Linked DNA regions of Homo sapiens: all the other regions are linked to region 3. The links are chromatin contacts, found by Hi-C or POLR2A ChIA-PET in ENCODE. All regions are on one chromosome and are shown on one strand. Each heading gives the region's core, a stretch centred on a gene start or an enhancer-like site at or near the end of the contact. The rest is flanking DNA. Distances are from core to core; before and after follow the strand shown.

Region 1 (2,700 bases), core at 162-2,661, 1.3 Mb before region 3:
CAGGGCATAGAGGTGTTTGGCCTGGGCCACCCTCCAGGAGGCTATTCATGTGGGCCACAGCCACAGGAGAAAAGTCCACCCCCAGCACATCCACTGGGTGTGGAGATTTGGTGTAGAGGCCTGTACATAGGCTGGAAGTCCCACAGCCCACATCCAGCACTCGCAGAGGACTGGCAGCCTGTGCCTCCTGCAGCAATGGCAGTAGGAGCCCCTGGACTTCGTCGTATCCAAAGAACCAGTCGAAGGTGGGGACAGTGCCCAAACGAGGCTGGGCATGCAGCCGATCCCAGAGACAGCGGTCCGCCAGGCAACTATCAGCCAGTGAGCCTGTGGGCACGGTTGGAGGGTGTCACTTGGTCTATGTCGCCACTGCAAAAACGTCGTATATACACACTGGCGTCTTTTTTTTTTTTGAGACAGGGTCTCACTCTGTGACCCAGGGTTGAGTACAGTAGCACAATGATGGCTCACTGAAGCCTCCACCTCAGCCTCCTGAGTAGCTAGGACTATAGGCGCCATCGTGCCCGGTTAATTTTTTTTGTAGACAGGGTCTCGCTATGTTGCCCTAGGTTGGTCTCGAACTCCTGGGCCAAGCGATCTGCCCGCCTCGGCCTGGCAAAGTGTTAGCATTACAGCCGTGAGCCACCACGCACGGCCCACCGTAGGGTTTGAGAATCACAATTTCAGGGACTACACTCCTGACTCACGAGGAACCCACCTTACCCTCCCCACTCTGCCCCCACCTTGCCCTCTCCACTCTGCCCCCACCTCCCTACCCGCAAAGGGGCGGCACGTCCCCATCATCAGGCTCGGCAAGTGGAGCATTCGACGCAGCGCGGCCATCTGGAGATTCGGGTAAGTTCGACCAGAGAAGCTTATGTGAAGCGTCCACCCTACTCCAGCCGGAGAGGCCTGAGGTCCAGGGGAAGATCTGCAAATTCCGCGTAGCGAAAGGCGGCGTACAGCTTCCCCGAACTCTGCAGTCCCGGAAAAAAGAACGCGGACACAGACTATGGTAGGAACGGCCTTTATTGGCTGCAGCGGGAAGTGGAGGAGGGTATACAGCGTCCGCAGACCTGAAATCAAATGAGAAAGTGTGAGCACCCCGATGGAGGAGCCAGCTGGATCTCGGTTGTCCTTCTCCGAGATTCCCGGTGTCCCGGCGTTTGAGGATAGAACCAGCGGATGGGAAGCCGCCAGCACCGAAGACATGACGCCGAGGGGGCCAGAGCCCTTTCCCTCTTCCTCCGTACATTACGGGGAGCGGCACCACAAGCCCGATCCCCGCCAAGAAAAGGAGGGTCCTGAGACCCCGCCCAGAGCCTTCCACCCGGCACCCCCACCACTCCCGGCCGCCCAATCTGGCTACTACAGCTAAAACCACACTTACTAGCTCACCACCCTCCGAAAGGCCTCCCGCACCGCGGAGCTCCTTTATATAGCCCGAGGACCCGCCCCCGAGTTGCGATTGGCCCGCGGAAGGCCGGGGCGGAGCCCCGCGGATCCGGCGCTGAGCGGAAGTACGGACCGTGAACTGGAGTGGAATCGCGACTATGGGAGCTCCGGGGGGAAAGATCAACCGGCCCCGAACGGTGACTGTGTGGGGGCCGCGACTTTGTTTCCTCAAGCGTTCCTGAGCCCTTTTATCTCGCACGAGATGGGATCAGTGAGGGGCCGGGGCTGCCTGGTGGAGGGGCCCCGGGTCGCGGCGAGCCCACTCCATCTGATTCGCATCTTTCTCCCCGGCAGGAGCTGAAGAAGAAGCTGTTCAAACGCCGGCGGGTGTTGAATCGGGAGCGGCGTCTGAGGCACCGGGTGGTCGGGGCTGTGATAGACCAAGGGCTGATCACGCGGCACCACCTCAAGAAGCGGGCGTAAGTACTAGACCCTCTTCCTGTTGGTCGTCCCCACCGAGTCTTCCTTCCTCCCTGCAGAGCTCCGGAGCAGCTTCACCTCTCAGCTCACCTTGTGCACTGACGCTTATGCGGGGAATGTCTGTCGGCTGTTAGTTCCTAAGCTCTGATAGCCTCTCACAATACCTGTAGCAGACAACCTTTCTTTGGGTTTTGGATTCTGTTAAGAATCTCAGGAAAGCCGGGGATGGTGGCTCATACCTGTAATCCCAGCACTTTGGGGGGCTGAGGTGGGCGGATCACCTGAGGTCGGGAGTTCGAGACCAGCCTGACCAACATGGTGAAACCCCGTTTTTGCTAAAAATACAAAAATTAGCCAGGCGTTGTGGCCGGCACCTGTAGTCCCAGCTACACGGGAGGCTGAGGCAGGAGAATTGCTTGAACCTGGGAGGCGGAGGTTGCAGTGAGCCGAGATCACGCCACTGCACTCCAGCCTGGGCCACAGAGTGAGACTCCGTCTCAAAAAAAAAAAAAAAAAAAAAAGAATATCAGGAAATCTGTTGGCTCTCCATTCTCCAAGTAATGTTATACATTCACACAGATTTTTATAAGTAAACTTATTTTTACATACAGAAAAGTGCACACATAGGCGCATAAAACTCGAAGAATTTTCCCAAAGGCACTCATAGGATTTCACTTGTAAGTTTCAAGGCCTCCTGTGTCTTGAGGAAGAGTTCCCATCCCATTAATTACTTTCTGTGTCCTTTTTTTTTTTTTTTTTTTTTTTCCTCTTTTTTGAGACAGAGTCTCCCTCTGTTGCCCAGGCTGGAGTGAAGTGGCATGATCT
Region 2 (2,700 bases), core at 154-2,653, 1.2 Mb before region 3:
CACAAGAGGATTCCGAAGGAATGAAGCCCCTTTTCCTCCCTGCTGGCCTCAGTTCCCACCAGGGCTGTGGCTGAGCTGTCGCTGGCAGTCTTAGGTAGGTCACTGATAGCATTGCAGGTGTCGTCCCACTGTGGCTTTAGGTCCTTGTGACCACCATGTCACAGCTTGTCTCTGAGTGAGATGTGTGTCATTGCCTGTGAGAGAGTATCCCACTGGTTGTGAATGAAGGTCTTCCCCTTGTGGCGTGCCTGGATGTGTCACCTCTGCCTGCGTTGTCATCGGGCTTGGAGGCAGAGGATGGCAGTGGCATTCTGCTCTGGTGGTGGAGGTTTCCTGCGGGCCCGTAGGGGTTGTAGGTAAGGACTGAAGTGAGTTTCTCGGTCCTGGACATGTCCGCACGCGCAGTTTGTGTCCAGAAGCCTTTGGGAGGTTGAGGACAGCCTTGGGGGTGCAGGCCCCAGCTGAGCAGGCTAAGCAAGGCACTGCACACGGCCTGTCAGGGAGGGGCATCCTGCCCGGTCCCCCGGGGGCTGGAGCGGAGGTTCTGGGGGAAGGGGAAGTGCCTGGAGCTGATCCCGTCTACAGCTACGTGTCCTGGCGGGGCTCGGGGGTAGCTCTTCAGCGACAGAGCCGGAGCGGCCTGGCCCCACGCCCCTGCAGTAGCGTGGTCCGACCGCTGGGGGGAGAGCAAGCAGCGCCCTCCCCAGATCCCGGCCTTGGGTGGGGCAGACAGGCAGCTTCCAAACTGTAATCTACCCCACAGGGCAAGACCAAGCGTTCTGCTCCACCCCCTCTCCTATAGGACGCCACCCTCAGAGTTGGTGTCTTAATCCCAGTGGTTCTGGGTAAAGGCCCACTCTTCCCTGCTTCTGTGTCCAGGTGTGGGGACTCCCCACTGGATCATAGGCTGTCCCCAGCCCCCTTTCACAAGGATTGCAGAGTCCCTCCTGGCCAGGGAGGGAAGAGGGAATCTCCCTCGCTGCTGGAAGTGAGAGCTTGGAGCTTCAGGGCTTCCAAGCTCACTGTAGCATGGGATGGGGCTGTGCGTGGCTGGGGTAGAGAGAGATGGAGAAAGGCGTCACAGCAGAGTCAGAAAGCAACCAGCTGGCTGAGGTTGGGGTGTAAGGGCTGCCCTGGAAGTCAGCATGATGTGAGGGGCCAGGGGAAGGGGGTGATGGGGAGGGGAGGGCTGGAATGACAAGGATGGAAAAACTTCCTCCTGGTGGGAGTTGTGGCTGGGCTGGCGCCTCCCTCTCCTAAGGGCAGGGAGCAGGGAGGAGGCCAGGCAGGTGCACACACACAAGGGGAGGTGCAGGCTCAAGGGACACAGGTGCCAGGTAAACAGGCATAGGGACCTGCAGGACAACTGTCTATTGTGAGCCGGTGAAGGCTGGCTGGGGCTGCAGGCTGCCCTGGGCTGTGTAGAGTGGAGAATGGGGCTGAGGGTCTCCGTGTACTAATGGTGTGTATGTGTGTGTGTGTGCTTGTGTGCCTTTCTTTGAAGGTGCCCAAGTTGCATGTGTTTTGCAACATGTTCATCTAATTCTTCCTGGTAATTCCACCTCCCTAACCTGCCCCTCCTCCCTGCACACTGCCCAGAATCAGCTAGGTGGGTTTGTAAAAGTTGTTAATGCCAGCTTAGACTCTGAGATGTCTGCGCACTTCTGCTCCGGTTAGAATGTGGCATAATGTTTTTTCCTAAACAAGCCTGGCAGCTGCATCCTCGGGGGTCCATTCAGAGGGCCAGGCCCTGGAAGGGATGTCACCCTTGTTCCTTTGGAACAAGGGCCTTGGGGGTCAGAGACTCCTGGGCTTGCATTTCAACTCTGTCTCACACTTGGGCAAGTCATCTTATCTCTTGGGCCTGCTTTCACTTCTCTGAAATAAGGATATTAATTCTTTTGACATAGCATCATCATTTGGGAGTTGAATGAGACCCCAGGCATGGGATGTTGCCAACACAGTCCCTGGCACATCAGAGCGCTCTGCAGAATTCTCTTTCTACTTGTGTGTGGGGTTTTTTTTTCTTTCAACATGGAACTTTCTGTTCCTCTTTGCCTCCTGTTGAGTGTTTATGAGAGCAGACCATACTGTCTTCTGGGTGTGTCTCTCTGAATAGCCTCCCTCTCCTCCTGGTTCCGAATGTTGGGGGCTTCCCCTCTGGTAGGGGTCTCTAACTCTGGGCATGAGTCATTTTGTTCCTGGGATGAGGACTGCTTCTCTTTGGCCTTGTGTGTGTGGTGGGTCGATTGGCCTATGTGCGTGCTGCCATGCTGGGCGGAAGTTTCACTGTGGCCGGTACCCTCCCTACCACGGATGGGGTGATTTTCTTCCCCTCGGAGGGTTGCCTCCTGTGTCCCGCCTGTGCTGGGTGGATGCACAGTCATGGGCCCCTGTGGTGTGTATCTTGTCCTCAGGTTTGGTGCATTTGGGCACTGAGGCCTGTGGCCTGTCTCTGGGGGAGTGTGTGTTTCAATTCCTGTCATCTCCACACTGACGCTGGCTGCAGGGCTGTCTCTAGCTGCTGCAGCAGTTGGCCCGGTTTCCATCCTGGCTGTCTTTATACTGGCTCCTCCGGGGAAGGGGCACTGTTCTCCGAGGGCAGTGGAGGAAGGAGGCTCCTCTGGAGGTCACCCCTGGCAGAGGCCATCTGCTGGGGTCAAGAATCTGCTTCCTGGAGTTCTGCGTCTACTTGGCGTT
Region 3 (2,700 bases), core at 139-2,638:
CGGGTCCACAGTCTGTGCTCTTAACTACTGGACTAAGCTGTCTCTTACATAATTGATAGACTAGTATTTAACTAGGCAGGAAAAATGCCAGCAAAGAAGTGTGAAGTGCCCTAGGCAGAAAAAGCAGAGAGGAAACAGGGGTCTCCTGGAAAGCTTTATCTTTAGGGTTATGGTTGCAACACAGTGGCAGTTGTTTCTTTTCATCTATTCCAAGACCCACAAGTTGCTCTGGGGGTGTCCTATGACCCGCTGCTGTGCCAAATCTATAAAGAAATTTCAAAATGCTCTGGAGTGTTAGCGATTAAATTAGCATCGGTAAAATGTTTTGCAATTTATAAGCTCTTTTCATATTTCTAACCTTACGTAATCCTACAACCATCTTGAGAAGTAGCCATTACAATGTATATTATCCCCATTTTACACAGAGGCTCCGGAAGGTTAAGGCACCTCCTCCACCTCAGCTGGTGAAGTCCCACCTTATTGGACATATGTTCGCGGTTTCCTCATTCATTAAATTTTAGAGAGAGAGAGAGTGTCTCGCTCTGTCGCCAGGCTGGAGTGCAGTGGCATGATCTTGGCTCACTGCAACCTCCGCCTCTCGGGTTCAAGCGATTCTCCTGCCTCAGCCTCCCAAGTAGCTGGGACTACAGGTGCGTGCCACCACGCCTGGCTAATTTTTTGTATTTTTAGTAGAGACGGGGTTTCACCATGTTAGCCAGGATGGTCTCGATCTCCTGACCTCGTGATCCTCCCGCCTCGGCCTCCCAAAGTGCTGGGATTACAGGCGTGAGCCACTGCGCCCGGCCGCATTAAATAACACTGATAGCTACTACCTAGGTACTCACACCACGATAAACTTGTCAACCAAGATCGTTTCCTTTAATCCTCCCTACAAGTCTGCAAGGTGGGAATTATTCCTATTCTACAGGAAAGGACACAGAAGTCAGAGCTCAAGGCATTCCTCCAGGTCTCAAGTCAGCAGAACCCGGCTTCATAACTGTGACGCCAAACCCGTGCTCTTAACCACTACTCATAGGCCACCATCCAGGGCTGTTTTGAGGATCCGTTATGCAGAAACGCCCATGCCTGTCTCTACGTACGACGATCCCCTCCAGTTTAGGGCAGTGGAGACTCACAAGCTCATGAAGCTCTTTAATTCGTCCACCGCTACCTGCCGCCTTCCCTTTGTACCTAGGGCAGTATTCCTCACGCTTCCCAATCCACTTAAAAACGAGGCTTCCTTGGCAAACAACAACAAAGCATAAAACCCAAGCCCAAAACAACAGCACCAAAAATTCTGACTTCTGGTCACTTAACCCACTCCTCGTCAATCACTCTCACCTCCAAACTCCAACGTCGGTTGTCATGCGGACATCGTCCCGGCTTCCGGAAGCCGGCTTTAAATTCCGGAAGTAAATGGAGGAGGCGGGCCCCGTCTGCGCCGTGCGGCCTGCTAGTCCCCGGCTTTCTCTTCCCGCTCTATGGCCAGTCTGGCCGCCATGTTGGAGCTTTCGCTGTTCGGGGCCCGGCCTGCTCCGGGCCCTCCCAGCGTCGCCGCTAGCTGACTTAGGGCTCCCGCCCACACTGCGCACGGCCTTGCTGAGGGCCGGCTCGTAGTGGGAGGCTTCGCGTTCACCTGAACATTTCCGCCTCCTCTGGATGGGGGATGAGAGGCGGGGCTGATGCATCGCAGCAGTCCTGGACCCTGACTTCGGACTTGGAGAAGAAACGCCGAGGAGGAACGGGAGTTAGGGGGTTAGCAGCTTGGCGCGCTGGGAGCCGGCCACCCCTGGTCTCCGGACTTCACTTCCCAGGAGGCCTCGCGCGCGACTGGAAGTGCTGCGAGCCTATAAGAAGGCGAGGCGGCACCCGCCGCTCTGCTCTGGGGCGGCATTGCCAGCCGGCTGTAGGCATTCAGGGCAGTGTCTTCTGCATCTCCTAGGAACCTCGGGAGCGGCAGCTCCGGCGCCTGGTAGCGAGAGGCGGGTTCCGGAGATCCCGGCCTCACTTCGTCCCACTGTGGTTAGGGGTGAGAAGGATCCCGGGGCTGGGAGTTCAGGGACCTGGGTTCGAATGCTGGTTCCGCTGCTATCTCGCTTCGCACTGTCGCGATCCCCTTGCTCGGCCTCAATTTTCTCTTTTAGAAAGTGGGCACCTTTCTCCGCGCTCTTCCTTCCAACGCGGTGGTTATAAAGGCACGAAAGCTCTTCAGAGGACGCAGAAAGCACCTGGAGCTCCTCACCCCAATTTTCACCCATTGTTAGCTGGCACGAGCACCCAGCAGAGGAGTCAGGGATCACCCCTCGGGTGCCTGGAACGGTTCTTTGGACACCTGAGCCGGACCTAGGCACAGCCTGAAGTCGGGGTCTATAATTATTCCGGTGCTAAGGGGTAACTTGTTCACCTACCTCCTTGGCAGGAATATTGAGCCCTTCACTCCTCATGTTCCGACTTTAACAGAAGCTACCTTTGAGAATAAGGAATCCTCAGAGCTGAGAGGGAGTGGACCCGAATTCCTGTACCAGCTCGGCCACTTACCTTGGCTAAGTCATTTTCTTGTTTTGGGCCCCAGTGTCACAGTGTTTTTGATTTGTAAGATGAGGGTTTAGGGCTTGTATCCTAAATCTGGTCCTCAAGATTCTTGAAGTCCCCCAGTCCATCGGGGAGGGAGAGCAACAAACTGATTTTCTACCCCTTCAT
Region 4 (2,700 bases), core at 53-2,552, 1.4 Mb before region 3:
ATTTAAGGAGGCAGGAAATTACCCTTCTTCCTGGAGAGTCCCCCCACAGGGACCTGCGGTTTGCTTGTTTCTACTGAAAGCCCCACCTCTCCTTTCTGCAGTCTTTTTCTCAAGAAGTGCAGGCAAGTAGTAAGGAAAGGGATGTGGGAATAATGAAGCCCAACATTAAGTGACTTCCTAAAGAGGCGATGTGGGGGTGGATGAGACTTTCCGAAGAACTCAAGCAAGGCCCTACTCAGGAATTGTTGCGGGCGTGAGAACGCCTGGGACACTGGCTTCCGCCTTTCTATTGGACCCGCCCCCCCCCGACCTGGAAGTAGAAGGGAGTGGGCGGGACTAGTGCTAAAACTCCAGAGGGCTTCAAGCAATTCTAACTCTTCTTCCTTATTCAACATTTATTTGTTGACGTCAATAAATAAACTGGGAAGCCGAGGTGAACCACCAGCGACACTGAGGTGTCCACATAAGCGTCACAGCTGCAAGCCCACCCGGCGCCGTGACCAGTTCCTCGCCCTCTGCAGATGCCCAAACCTGGAAGTCTCCTGGGCTTCGGTTTACCAGCAGGAGCAAGGAGAGGAAAGGGTCAGAGATGCGTACAGTTTGGTATCTTGAGGGTCGCGCGCATTGCGCCACACCACCCAATCAGAAGAGGCTCCGGAAAAATAATCCCGCAGAAACGACCCCGCCTCCTCAGCGGACCAACCTGGGAAAAAAAAAAAAAAAAAATTCCCCTGGCAGCTTCGCCAATTGGAAAAATCCGGACGATCACGGATGACCAATCGGAACGGCAAATGACGATTCAAGTTGTCCAATAAGAGAAAAAGGGCGGGTTCAAGGGCCTCTGTTGCTGGGTAGAAGTTGAGGCGTTGAGGAAAAAGGAGGGCCCGGATTACAGTATTTCTTCGTTCTGGGGAGCCCTTTTGCTTCCTAGCCAGAAAAACAATTGCTACTAGGCTTACATGTTGCAACACATTCTCTAATGACTTTTTTTTTGTCGTTACTGCTGCAAGCACAGACAGTAGGGAAAAGAGGCTAGCGACCCCTAAAACGCCACAGCAAATGGAAGTCAGACGGAAGTAAGGGTGGTGGGAGGGGCATGGCATCGGGGAGCTCCGGGCGGCTGCGCAGAACTCCCCGGCTGGAAGTACTGAAAGACCGGCGCGCACACGCTTCCGTGCTACGAGGCACTTGAGCTGCAGCCAGCCTTGCCCGTCTTGGACTCCACTGCGGCTGCGCGATAAAAGCACCGGCGGCGATTGGCCCGGGGGCGCCAGAGGGCGGGAGGAAGCGGGAGGAACTCCGTCGTCCTCCGCGCGCGCCTGCCCGCGGCTGGGGAACCAAGGGCCTGGAGGGGAAACAGCTCCCTGCTGCGTTGTTTTGGGCTCCGTGAGCCGAAAGGGGGAGGGGAGACGAAGGAGAAGCAAACACTGCGCAGCGGGACCGTGCGCGGCCTCCGCTCCTGCGTGCGTGCGCTCGCTCGCGCGGGCTCAGTGCTGGCGCGTGAGGCGGAGGCGGGCGGCGGCGGCGGCGCCTGCGCGGTCGGACTCGGTCGACGGTTCGCAGGGGAGGAGGCGGCGGGAGGCGGAGGAGGCGGCGGCGGCGATGGAGGTGAAGCGGCTGAAAGTGACCGAGCTGCGGTCGGAGCTGCAGCGGCGGGGCCTGGACTCGCGCGGCCTCAAGGTGGATCTGGCGCAGCGGCTGCAGGAGGCGCTGGACGCCGAGATGCTCGAGGACGAGGCCGGCGGCGGCGGGGCCGGGCCCGGCGGGGCCTGCAAGGCGGAGCCTCGGCCTGTGGCCGCGTCGGGCGGCGGCCCGGGCGGGGACGAGGAGGAGGACGAAGAGGAGGAGGAGGAGGACGAGGAGGCGCTGCTTGAGGACGAGGACGAGGAGCCACCCCCTGCTCAAGCCTTGGGTCAGGCCGCGCAGCCGCCGCCGGAGCCCCCGGAGGCGGCAGCCATGGAGGCCGCGGCCGAGCCAGATGCTTCCGAGAAGCCGGCGGAGGCCACGGCCGGGTCAGGCGGGGTAAATGGTGGCGAAGAGCAGGGCCTCGGCAAGAGGGAGGAAGACGAACCCGAGGAGCGGAGCGGGGACGAGACGCCGGGATCCGAGGTGCCGGGTGACAAGGCCGCCGAGGAACAGGGTGAGGAGCTGGCAGCCGAGCCCGGCTCCAACCTGCCGGCTGCGCCCCTGATCTAGCACCCCGCCCTGCACCGCAGGGTCCGAGTCCTTGTTCTCGCTTGCCTCAAAGTGCCATTTGATGGAACTCCTTTCATTCTCTACCCACCTTTCTGAGGGGTTAGGCCGCCTCTCGTGGCCCTACTCTTTGCAGGAGGAAGGTTCCTGCCTAACTTGGTTCCTTGGTGATAGTGGATGGCAGTGAGTGATTTTGCATGCGAACTACTTGTGAGCTACCTGTGGAACAGTCTCCCACGGTGCTTGTTATATTTTTCTTAGCTGAGAAAGTGCTAAGCAATTGGGGATTACACGGAGAACTAGGCCCACAGTTAGAGGGTCAGGTCTTTGGGCTACCTGACCTAACTTTTTCGCCGTAAAAATGTTAAGCAAAAATCGAAGTCCGTCAAAGTCCGTTCCATTAAAAGCATGTTACCAGAGCTTGAGCCACAGAGAATCTGAAAATCCAACCTTGCTCCTCTTTGAGCTGTAAGGGAGAGCCTCTAGTGTAACAGTGTCGAGTTTAAT

The links. Hi-C counts contacts between places; a loop is a spot of excess contacts on that map. ChIA-PET counts read pairs that join two places held with the same protein, here RNA polymerase II (POLR2A). Pooled maps may share reads with other maps.
Region 1: a loop to region 3 is called in a pooled map, with 5 times the contacts of the local background. The contact joins the promoter of CSKMT here to the promoter of TMEM138 in region 3. A Hi-C loop is called at or near these places in 4 of 50 pooled maps. POLR2A ChIA-PET finds 5 or more read pairs at or near these places in 2 of 52 experiments (OCI-LY7 and activated naive CD4-positive, alpha-beta T cell).
Region 2: a loop to region 3 is called in a pooled map, with 7 times the contacts of the local background. The contact joins the enhancer-like site here to the promoter of TMEM138 in region 3. A Hi-C loop is called at or near these places in 1 of 168 maps with a recorded cell type or tissue (B cell) and 5 of 50 pooled maps. POLR2A ChIA-PET finds 5 or more read pairs at or near these places in 2 of 52 experiments (WTC11 and activated B cell).
Region 4: a loop to region 3 is called in a pooled map, with 15 times the contacts of the local background. The contact joins the promoter of HNRNPUL2 here to the promoter of TMEM138 in region 3. A Hi-C loop is called at or near these places in 8 of 50 pooled maps. POLR2A ChIA-PET finds 5 or more read pairs at or near these places in 2 of 52 experiments (CD4-positive, alpha-beta memory T cell and OCI-LY7).

Annotation. Positions count from the first base shown.
Region 1 is chr11:62,664,023-62,666,722 of GRCh38, reverse strand. CSKMT (citrate synthase lysine methyltransferase) reads right to left here and starts at 1,411. Exons shown (of 3, transcript NM_001043229.2): 1 at 1,391-1,411; 2 at 777-1,076; 3 at 1-327. The coding sequence starts at 843. LBHD1 (LBH domain containing 1) reads left to right here. Exons shown (of 7, transcript NM_024099.5): 5 at 1,750-1,874. It overlaps C11orf98 (chromosome 11 open reading frame 98), which reads left to right and starts at 1,513. Exons shown (of 4, transcript NM_001286086.2): 1 at 1,513-1,592; 2 at 1,750-1,874. The coding sequence starts at 1,554. It overlaps SNORA57 (small nucleolar RNA, H/ACA box 57), which reads right to left and starts at 1,301; the gene lies at 1,153-1,301. RefSeq lists enhancers at 64-163, 184-233, 284-393, 1,064-1,293.
Region 2 is chr11:62,540,918-62,543,617 of GRCh38, reverse strand. The region is part of intron 1 of AHNAK (AHNAK nucleoprotein); the gene reads left to right. Among named protein-coding and RNA genes, the nearest start is that of AHNAK, 4.5 kb to the left of the region's middle. RefSeq lists enhancers at 809-938, 2,449-2,700. Within about 2 kb of position 1,403, at least 37 of the 41 ENCODE cell types and tissues checked have a DNase peak (open chromatin) inside an H3K27ac peak, as active enhancers do; they include B cell, where a contact is called at or near this core.
Region 3 is chr11:61,361,062-61,363,761 of GRCh38, reverse strand. TMEM138 (transmembrane protein 138) reads right to left here and starts at 1,388. Exons shown (of 5, transcript NM_016464.5): 1 at 1,342-1,388. CYB561A3 (cytochrome b561 family member A3) reads left to right here and starts at 1,880. Exons shown (of 7, transcript NM_153611.6): 1 at 1,880-2,029. RefSeq lists enhancers at 1,370-1,859, 1,270-1,991, 2,110-2,329.
Region 4 is chr11:62,726,059-62,728,758 of GRCh38, reverse strand. It overlaps HNRNPUL2 (heterogeneous nuclear ribonucleoprotein U like 2), which reads left to right and starts at 1,302. Exons shown (of 14, transcript NM_001079559.3): 1 at 1,302-2,140. The coding sequence starts at 1,603. TTC9C (tetratricopeptide repeat domain 9C) reads right to left here and starts at 273. Exons shown (of 3, transcript NM_173810.4): 1 at 1-273. It overlaps HNRNPUL2-BSCL2 (HNRNPUL2-BSCL2 readthrough (NMD candidate)), which reads left to right and starts at 1,375. Exons shown (of 24, transcript NR_037946.1): 1 at 1,375-2,140. RefSeq lists enhancers at 1, 392-591, 842-891 and silencers at 1,152-1,311, 1,482-1,861.